Linked DNA regions of Homo sapiens: all the other regions are linked to region 2. Evidence: read pairs that join two places in POLR2A ChIA-PET (ENCODE). Cell type or tissue: GM12878. All regions are shown on one strand. Region 1 overlaps MORF4L1 (mortality factor 4 like 1). Region 2 overlaps CTSH (cathepsin H). Region 3 overlaps MORF4L1 (mortality factor 4 like 1).

Region 1 (2,500 bases), 62 kb after region 2:
GAAGAGGCCCATGAAAGCACAGCACTCGCTCACCTGTAAAGGGAGAAAAAGTACTGAATTGTAATTTCTTCTCATATATAAAAAGATTAACATCTTAGAGAGTCATCACACTTTTATTAAGGTATTCCTAGCCAAATTAGGAAAAATGAGGACGGGTATACAGAGCACCACTTTGGCTCAAACTTCAACTATACCCTACGACAAAAACACGTTGGTATCCGATGGTAAAAACAAAAACAATTCATTAGCAGGTCAATCTACTTAAATAATCAAATCATCTATCACCTGTTAAGCACATAAGCGGACTCTCCTGCAAAGCTGTCGAGGTTGGTTGGTTGGTTGGTTTTAACTATATATCTGAAAATACAGTTTTTTAAATGCTTTCCTCATCTGTTTTTCTAAGTTGAGGACCTTTACTCTCCACTTGTATCTCTGCTTCCAACCCTTTTACTCAGTGAAATATCGTACAAATTAAAATATCAATATGCATCAGAGATTGGCTGGATTAAGGGGTCTCACTATGTTCATTCTTCAAATGTGGAATGATGTTCTAGGTGCTAAGTTGCTTCAATGAACAAAGAAATGAGACAATAAAGCCTAACCTTTGGAACGTAACAGTCTACGTTGAGCCTACTTCAAGACTAAAGAAAATGTCAGGACCTGGAAGTCTTGGAAGCAATTCTAGGCAGTACCTCAGATTACATTTGAGTGTAGCTTGAAAGATTTTGCACACATTATTTTCAGTCCACTTGGTTTCAAAAGACCCATGGACAACTGAAATATCCAAGAATGTCAGCTCTTTTTTAGCTCTAAAATTAAAAGAGCAGGCGGGGCGAGGTGGCTCACGCCTGTAATCCCATCACTTAGGGAGGCCGAGGTGGCTGGATCACCTGAGGTCAGGAGTTTGAGACCAGCCTGGCCAACAGGCGAAACCCTGTCTCTTCTAAAAATACAAAAATCAGCCAGGCATGGTGGTGTGTGCCTGTAATCCCAGCTATTCGGGAGGCTGAGGCACGAGAATCGCTTGAACCCGGGAGGTGGAGGTTGCAGTGAGCTAAGATCTTGTCACCGCACTCCAGCCTGGGTGAGAAGGAGCCGCCCTCTCAAAAAAAAAAAAAAAAAAAAAAAAAAATCAGCCGGGCGTGGTGATGTGCACCTTCAGTCCCAGCTACCAGCTACTCGGGAGGCTGAGACATGAGAATCGCTTGAACCCAGGAGCTGGAGGTCGCAGTGAGCAGAGATCACACCACTGCACTCCAGCCCGGATGGGAGAGCAAGACTCCGCCTCAAAAAAAAACCACTAAAATTTAAAATATTTTTTAAAACTATGTATTTTCAAGCCCCACCAAAGACCCATATTATTAGACTCTCCCAGAGCACGACCTATTAACTTTATTTTTAAATCAGTTCTATAATTCTTTTAAGTGGTCACTCTATAAAGAATCACTGCTAGAGGCTGCTGGACCTACGAATAGCATTTCTGAATTAAAGACGGAGACTGGAAAACGGGAAGATCAAAGACTTCTCCAACGGCCCAGGAACGAGAACTAAAATGGGTAAACTATACTGCTAATAAACAGCGAACAAGATCAGATCAGATCTGTGTTTCCTAATTTCACTCTCCTGGTACATTTTAAAGGCACTCTGAAAATGGCCTACCATTTTTCTCCCCTTGGCTGCTACTGCCGGAAAAAAAAGTGCACTGAAACCGAGGCCCTGTGACCTCCATTCTAGCTACGAGGCCCTAGTATTTTGTTGAAAAAATATACAGCTAGCTGAGGAGTATGACCCAGGACAGCAAATGCTCCGTCTCAAAATCTAAACAAAACAAAACAAAAAAGAATTTCCAATGGAAAACCAAGTCCAGTGCAAAGCAATCACTATGCCTTAAGAATTGCTTATACAACATATATTGCACGCCATTATCAAATAAAAAAAAACTTTTTTATAAGTTTACGAGTTGTTTTTTTTTTAACAAGTTTACAAGAATCATTAAAAACCCTATTTCTCGGCCGGGCGCGGTGGCTCGCACCTGTAATCCCAGAACTTTGCGACGGCGAAGTAGGCGGATCACGAGGTCAGGAGATCGAGACCATCCTGGCCAACATGGTGAAACCCCGTCTCTACTAAAAATACAAAAATTAGCTGGGCGTGGTGGCGCGTGCCTATAATCCCAGCTACTCAGGAGGCTGAGGCAGGTGAATCGCTTGAACCCAGGAGGCGGAGGCTGCAGTGACCCGAGATCGCGCCACTGGACTCCAGCCTGGGCGACAGAGCAAGACTGTCTCAAAAAGAAAAAAACAAAACAAAACAAAAAAACACTACTTCTCGCCACTCTTTTCTCTACCATTACATAAACTCTACAGTGTTTCAAGACGATTCTGTTAGCACTCATCAAATATTCTTTTTCCCTTGCAAGATATTCTCCGATCATCTAATTAATAAATTTTTTTTTTTTTTGAAATGGAGTCTCACTCTGTGGCCCAGGCTGGAGTGCGAT
Region 2 (2,500 bases):
ACTCTTATAGAAAAGTTTGTTCATGTTACTGATGGTGGATATCAAATCATCATGGTATTTAGATTCCACTGGCTAGCTTTAAAAGAATGATATAACAATCTTATTTTTAGAGATTTTTTTTTTTTTTTTGAGACAAGGTCTCACTCCTGTCACCCAGGCAGGAATGCAGTGGCGCTATCATAGCTCATTGCAGCCTCAACCTCCCAGGCTCAAGTGATTCTCCCGTCTAATTTTTTTTATTTTTTTGTAGAGACGAGGTCTCACTTTGTTGCCCAGACTGGTCCCAAACTCCTAGGCTCAAGGGATTCGCCTGTGTCAGCCTCCCAAAGTACTGAGATTATAGGCTTGGGCCACACTGCCAGGTGTTATTTTTAAATCTCAATATTTATAAGTTGGAATATGTCTTTGGAGGTATTCAAATTTAAAATGAAATGTTTAGATAAGAACATACATGGGGAAATACGGCAGGAATCCAAAAACAAATGGCTGGCCTGCTTTTGTAAAATATTTTGTCTTGTTTGTTTTATTATGTTTTTGATAATATCTGTACATATTTGGGGGTACATGTGAGGTTTCGTTTTTGTGAAGTCTTGCGGGAACGCAGTCCTACCCATTAATGTTCACAGTCTCTGTGGCTGTCTCTGAGCCGCAGGGGCAGAGTTGAGTAGTTGTGGCAGAAACCATATAGATGGCAAAGCCTGAAATATTTACTACCTGTCCCCATAAGGAAAAACAGTGCTTGCCCTTGGAATAGATAGGTTTGTTTTTTGTTGTTGTTGTTTTTGAGACGGAGTCTCTCTCTGTCGCCCAGGCTGGAGTGCAGTGGCACGATCTCGGCTCACTGCAACCTCCGCCTCCCGGGTTCAAGCGATTCTCCTCAGCCTCCCGAGTAGCTGGGATTACAGGCACACACCACCATACCCAGCTGATTTTTATATTTTTGTGGAGACAGGGTTTCGCCATGTTGGCCAAGCTGGTCTTGAACCCCTGACCTCAGGCAATCGGCCCACCTCGGCCTCCCAAAGTGCTGGGATTACAGGCATGAGCCACCGCGCCCAGCTGGAGTAGATAGCTTTTTAAATTAACTTCTTACCGAAATATAACTTCATACAGAAAGGGGCACAAATCATTGAGTATGCATTTCCACGAATTTTCTCAATCTAAACACACTCAGTTAACCAGCGCCCAGTTGAAGAAACAGGATATGAGCAGCATCCCGGAAGTGCTTTCTGCACCCCGACCCAGTAGGCATAACCACCATCCTGACTTTCAACACCATTGACTAATAGTATATACTTTTTCACATTAATTTGGGGTACAAAACCAGGAAGAGTCGGAGTTTCTTTTTGCATTCTGCATTATATAACACCATTTTTGGTGTTTTAAATTTAGTCCAGTTTTCGAAAATGCAAATCAGTTCTAAAGTGCCCTACTTTGCTATAGACTCAACATTACTGTGATGCGCCCAGACCTAATTTTTTTTTTCTTTTTACAGAGAAGTTTCACTTCAAGTCATGGATGTCTAAGGTCAGTGCCCAACTTCTTCTTTTTGAAGTTTTTCATTTCACAAAGTTTCCTGTTATCAAACCAAACTGTCCCAGATTTGAGACAATGAAAAAGGGAATTTCCAACTTTGCCTAGTGGGGTCTTTCCAGAAGTTGAACTGGCCAAACACTGGGAAAGATGCAGTTAAGTAAATTCCTTCCAAATAGTGGTCCCAAGTGATTAACTTGGCTGACAGCCTTCCAAGCCCTGGGATTCATTTCTGTATTTTGTTTTCAAAGCACATTGTGGAGAATGTAAATTAGTACAACCATTGTAAAAAAAACAGTATGGAGGTTCCATCAAAAACTCAAAACAAAACTACCATATGACCCAGCAAGCCTACTACTGAGTATATATCCAAAAGAAAGGAAATTAGTATATTGGAGGGATATCTGCACCCTCATGTTTATTGCAGAACTAGTCACAATAGCCAAGATATGGAATCAACCTAAGTGCCTATCAATGGGTAAAGCAAATGTGGTGTATGTACACAATGGAATATTATTCAGCCATAACAAAGAATGAAATTCTGTCATTTGCAGCAACATGGATGGAACTGGAGGTCATTATGTTTAGTGAAATAAGCCAAGCATAGAAAGGCAAATATTACATGTTCTCACTCGTATGTGGGAGATAAAAAAGTGGATCTGATGAAGAAAGACAGTAGAATGGTGACTAGCAGAAGCTAGGAAGGGCAGGGAAGCAGGGATGAAGATAAACTGATTCCTGAGTACAAAATATTTTTTTTTTTTTGAGACAGAGTCTCACTTTGTCACCCAGGCTGAAGTGCAGTGGCACACTCTCGGCTCACTGCAACCTCCACCTTCTGGGTTCAAGCGATTCTCATGCCTCAGCCTCCTGAGTAGCTGGGATTACAAGTGTCTGCCACCATGCCCGGCTAATTTTTGTATTTTTAGTAGAGATGGGGGTTCGCCATGTTGGCCAGGTGGGTCTT
Region 3 (2,500 bases), 56 kb after region 2:
ATTTTGTATTTTTAGTACAGACAGGGTTTCTCCATGTTGGTCAGGCTTGTCTCGAACTCCTAGCCTCAGGTGATCCGCCCACCCTCGGCTTCCCAAAATGCTGGGACTACAGGTGCGCGCCACTACACCCAGCTAATTTTTAGTAGAGACAGAGTTTCACCACCATGGCCAGGCTGGTTTTGAACTCCTGACCTCGTGATCCACCTGCCTAGGCCTCCCAAAGTGCTGGGATTACAGGCATGAGCCATCGCGCCTGGCAAGAATTTCAGCTTTTTGTTTTTTTTTTTGAGATGGAGTCTTGCTCTGTCGCCCAGGCTGGAGTGCAGTGGCACGATCTCGGCTCACTGCAACCTCTGCCTCCCAGGTTCAAGCAGTTCTCCTGCCTCAGCCTACAAACTAGCTGGGATTACAGGCATGAACCACCACACCTGGCTAATTTTTGTATTTTTACTAGAGACGGGATTTCATCATGTTGGCCAGGCTGGTCTAGAACTCCTGACCTTGTGATCTGCCCGCCTCGGCCTCCCAAAGTGCTGGGATTACAGGTGTGAGCCACCGCGCCTGGCCCAGAATTTCATAGTTTTCTAACGGTAATGTGACTAATTCCCAGAGTCACAATGATCCATGGGCAGTACTTACATAGACTAAATACACAACACACTAGGTATCTGAATAACTCCTCCCCCTTTCAAAATGAATTTAAAGGTTTCTTTAAAGACTTTCTAAAGCTAAGATCATTCTTTCAACATTGCATATATTTATCTACATGCCAAGTCAACCAAAGACATTTCTGATATATTAATATTCCTCAATACATCTACAAAGATAGTAACAAATCTCTAATATTTGATGCTATTTTTTCTTAACTTTCCCCAACAGTAATTAATATGTGTCAAATTAGTTGAGAACAAAAAAATCTACACAAACCTATCATTTCTTTGAGTTACTGGACTACAATACACCAAAGAGGAAAATGCCCATTATTTTTCGAAACAATAAAATCTGAAAATACAAGCATTTGGTATTTTCACAACTTGTGACAAGCTACAAATGCCACTTAAAATCCAGTCTTTGCGCTGTACACATCTATGTGTGCAATTTTATACAGGGTTATCTATTATATGTGAAAAAGAACTAAGCACAAAAGCTGTATTCACAGTTACTAAGGTGAAATTCTAAAATAATTTTTTAAGGTTTTTAAAAATATCTTCTTTATTCTATTCCCTTGTCGTAGTTTCCCTTAGTTTTTTATGTGTTCAATCGCTTTTTTTTTTTTTTTCCTGAGTCTCACTCTGTCGCCTAGGCTAGAATACAGTGGTGCAATCTCAGCTCACTGCAACCTTCGCCTCCTGGGTTCAAGCGATTCTCCTGCCTCAGCCTCCCCAGCAGCTGGGACTACAGTCGTGTGCCACCACACCTGGCTAATTTTTTTATTTTTAGTAGAGATGGGGTTTCACCATGTTGGCCAGGCTGGACTTGAACTCCTGACCTCAAATGATCCAACCGTTTTGGCCTCCCAAAGTGTTGAGATTACAGGCATGAGCCACTACACCCAGCCTCAAACACTTTTTTAAAATTTTTATTTGCTTAATTATAAGAGGGGTGTCTACCTATGTTGCCCAGGCTGGCCTCAAACTCCTGGGCTCAACCTCAGCCTCCCTAAGAAGCTAAAACTATAGGCACCACCATACTGGCTCTAAAACAATTCCTTTAAAATGCAGGAGATGGAGGAGATTAAGCCTAAACCATAAATTTGCTTTGTGTTTTTTTTTGATATCCTATATGGTCTTTCCCACTCATAGTATGCATAAAATTAAGATGTTATCTTTCCTGTAGAGAAATGAAATTCTCCTAACACTCTCAACTTTATCTGGATATTGTCAGAATATCAACACACAAAATATAAGTCTAATAAAGATTGAAATGCAGTTTTAGCAAGGCATTGTTTAGTAATAAAAAGCTATGAGATACACTAGGAGTCACTATTTTCCTGTTTCCTAGATATTAGAATCCATTTAGTACTAAAAGCACAGTTTACTTCTACCAAGACAGTTTTCTCCATTATTTTCCCAACTTCTCAATATTTAAAATACAAGTCCATGAGGTTGGAGTTACCTATCATTATTAAATATTACCTATCATTATTAGAAATACATGTTGTTGTTTCTTTTTAAAGGAGTCCAGATCTTGCTCTGTCACTCAGGCTAGAGTGCAGTGGCACATCATAGCTCACTGCAGCCCCAAACTCCTGGGCTCAAGTAATCCTCCTGCCTCAGCCTTCCAAGTAGCTACAGGTGCACACCACCACACCTCACTGATTAGAAATACTTTAATTATCATTAACTGGGAAAAAAATACCCACAAGTTGTCAGGATGCACTTCTATGCATTTCAGATTTCTACCTTTCCACATTTATATTAATGGAAGTAAAAGGTCTGATAAATTCTCAGCTGAAAACATCTGATACGTGAAAACAACTTCCTAACAAAGAAATAAAATT

The links. ChIA-PET counts read pairs that join two places held together with the same protein. Peaks named below come from ENCODE experiments on the same cell type or tissue, not always from the same donor. Only the 100,000 strongest peaks of a DNase experiment are listed, where the experiment ranks them.
Region 1: POLR2A ChIA-PET joins it to region 2 with 5 read pairs; 11 of 35 experiments call an interaction of 5 or more read pairs at or near these places.
Region 3: POLR2A ChIA-PET joins it to region 2 with 7 read pairs; 11 of 35 experiments call an interaction of 5 or more read pairs at or near these places.

What each region holds. Positions count from the first base shown.
Region 1 is chr15:78,875,746-78,878,245 of GRCh38, reverse strand. It overlaps MORF4L1 (mortality factor 4 like 1), which reads right to left. Exons shown (of 12, transcript NM_006791.4): 2 at 1-33. Among named protein-coding and RNA genes, the nearest start is that of MORF4L1, 4.1 kb to the right of the region's middle. RefSeq lists an enhancer at 1,678-2,279. In GM12878, no CTCF peak of the experiment used is centred here; no DNase peak of the experiment used is centred here; H3K4me3 peaks cover 2,500 bases; H3K27ac peaks cover 390 bases.
Region 2 is chr15:78,938,167-78,940,666 of GRCh38, reverse strand. CTSH (cathepsin H) reads left to right here. Exons shown (of 12, transcript NM_004390.5): 2 at 1,496-1,527. Among named protein-coding and RNA genes, the nearest start is that of CTSH, 5.6 kb to the left of the region's middle. RefSeq lists enhancers at 1,044-1,303, 1,414-1,513. In GM12878, no CTCF peak of the experiment used is centred here; a DNase peak (open chromatin) is centred at 1,316; H3K4me3 peaks cover 2,105 bases; H3K27ac peaks cover 2,393 bases.
Region 3 is chr15:78,881,991-78,884,490 of GRCh38, reverse strand. The region is part of intron 3 of MORF4L1 (mortality factor 4 like 1); the gene reads right to left. Among named protein-coding and RNA genes, the nearest start is that of MORF4L1, 10 kb to the right of the region's middle. In GM12878, no CTCF peak of the experiment used is centred here; no DNase peak of the experiment used is centred here.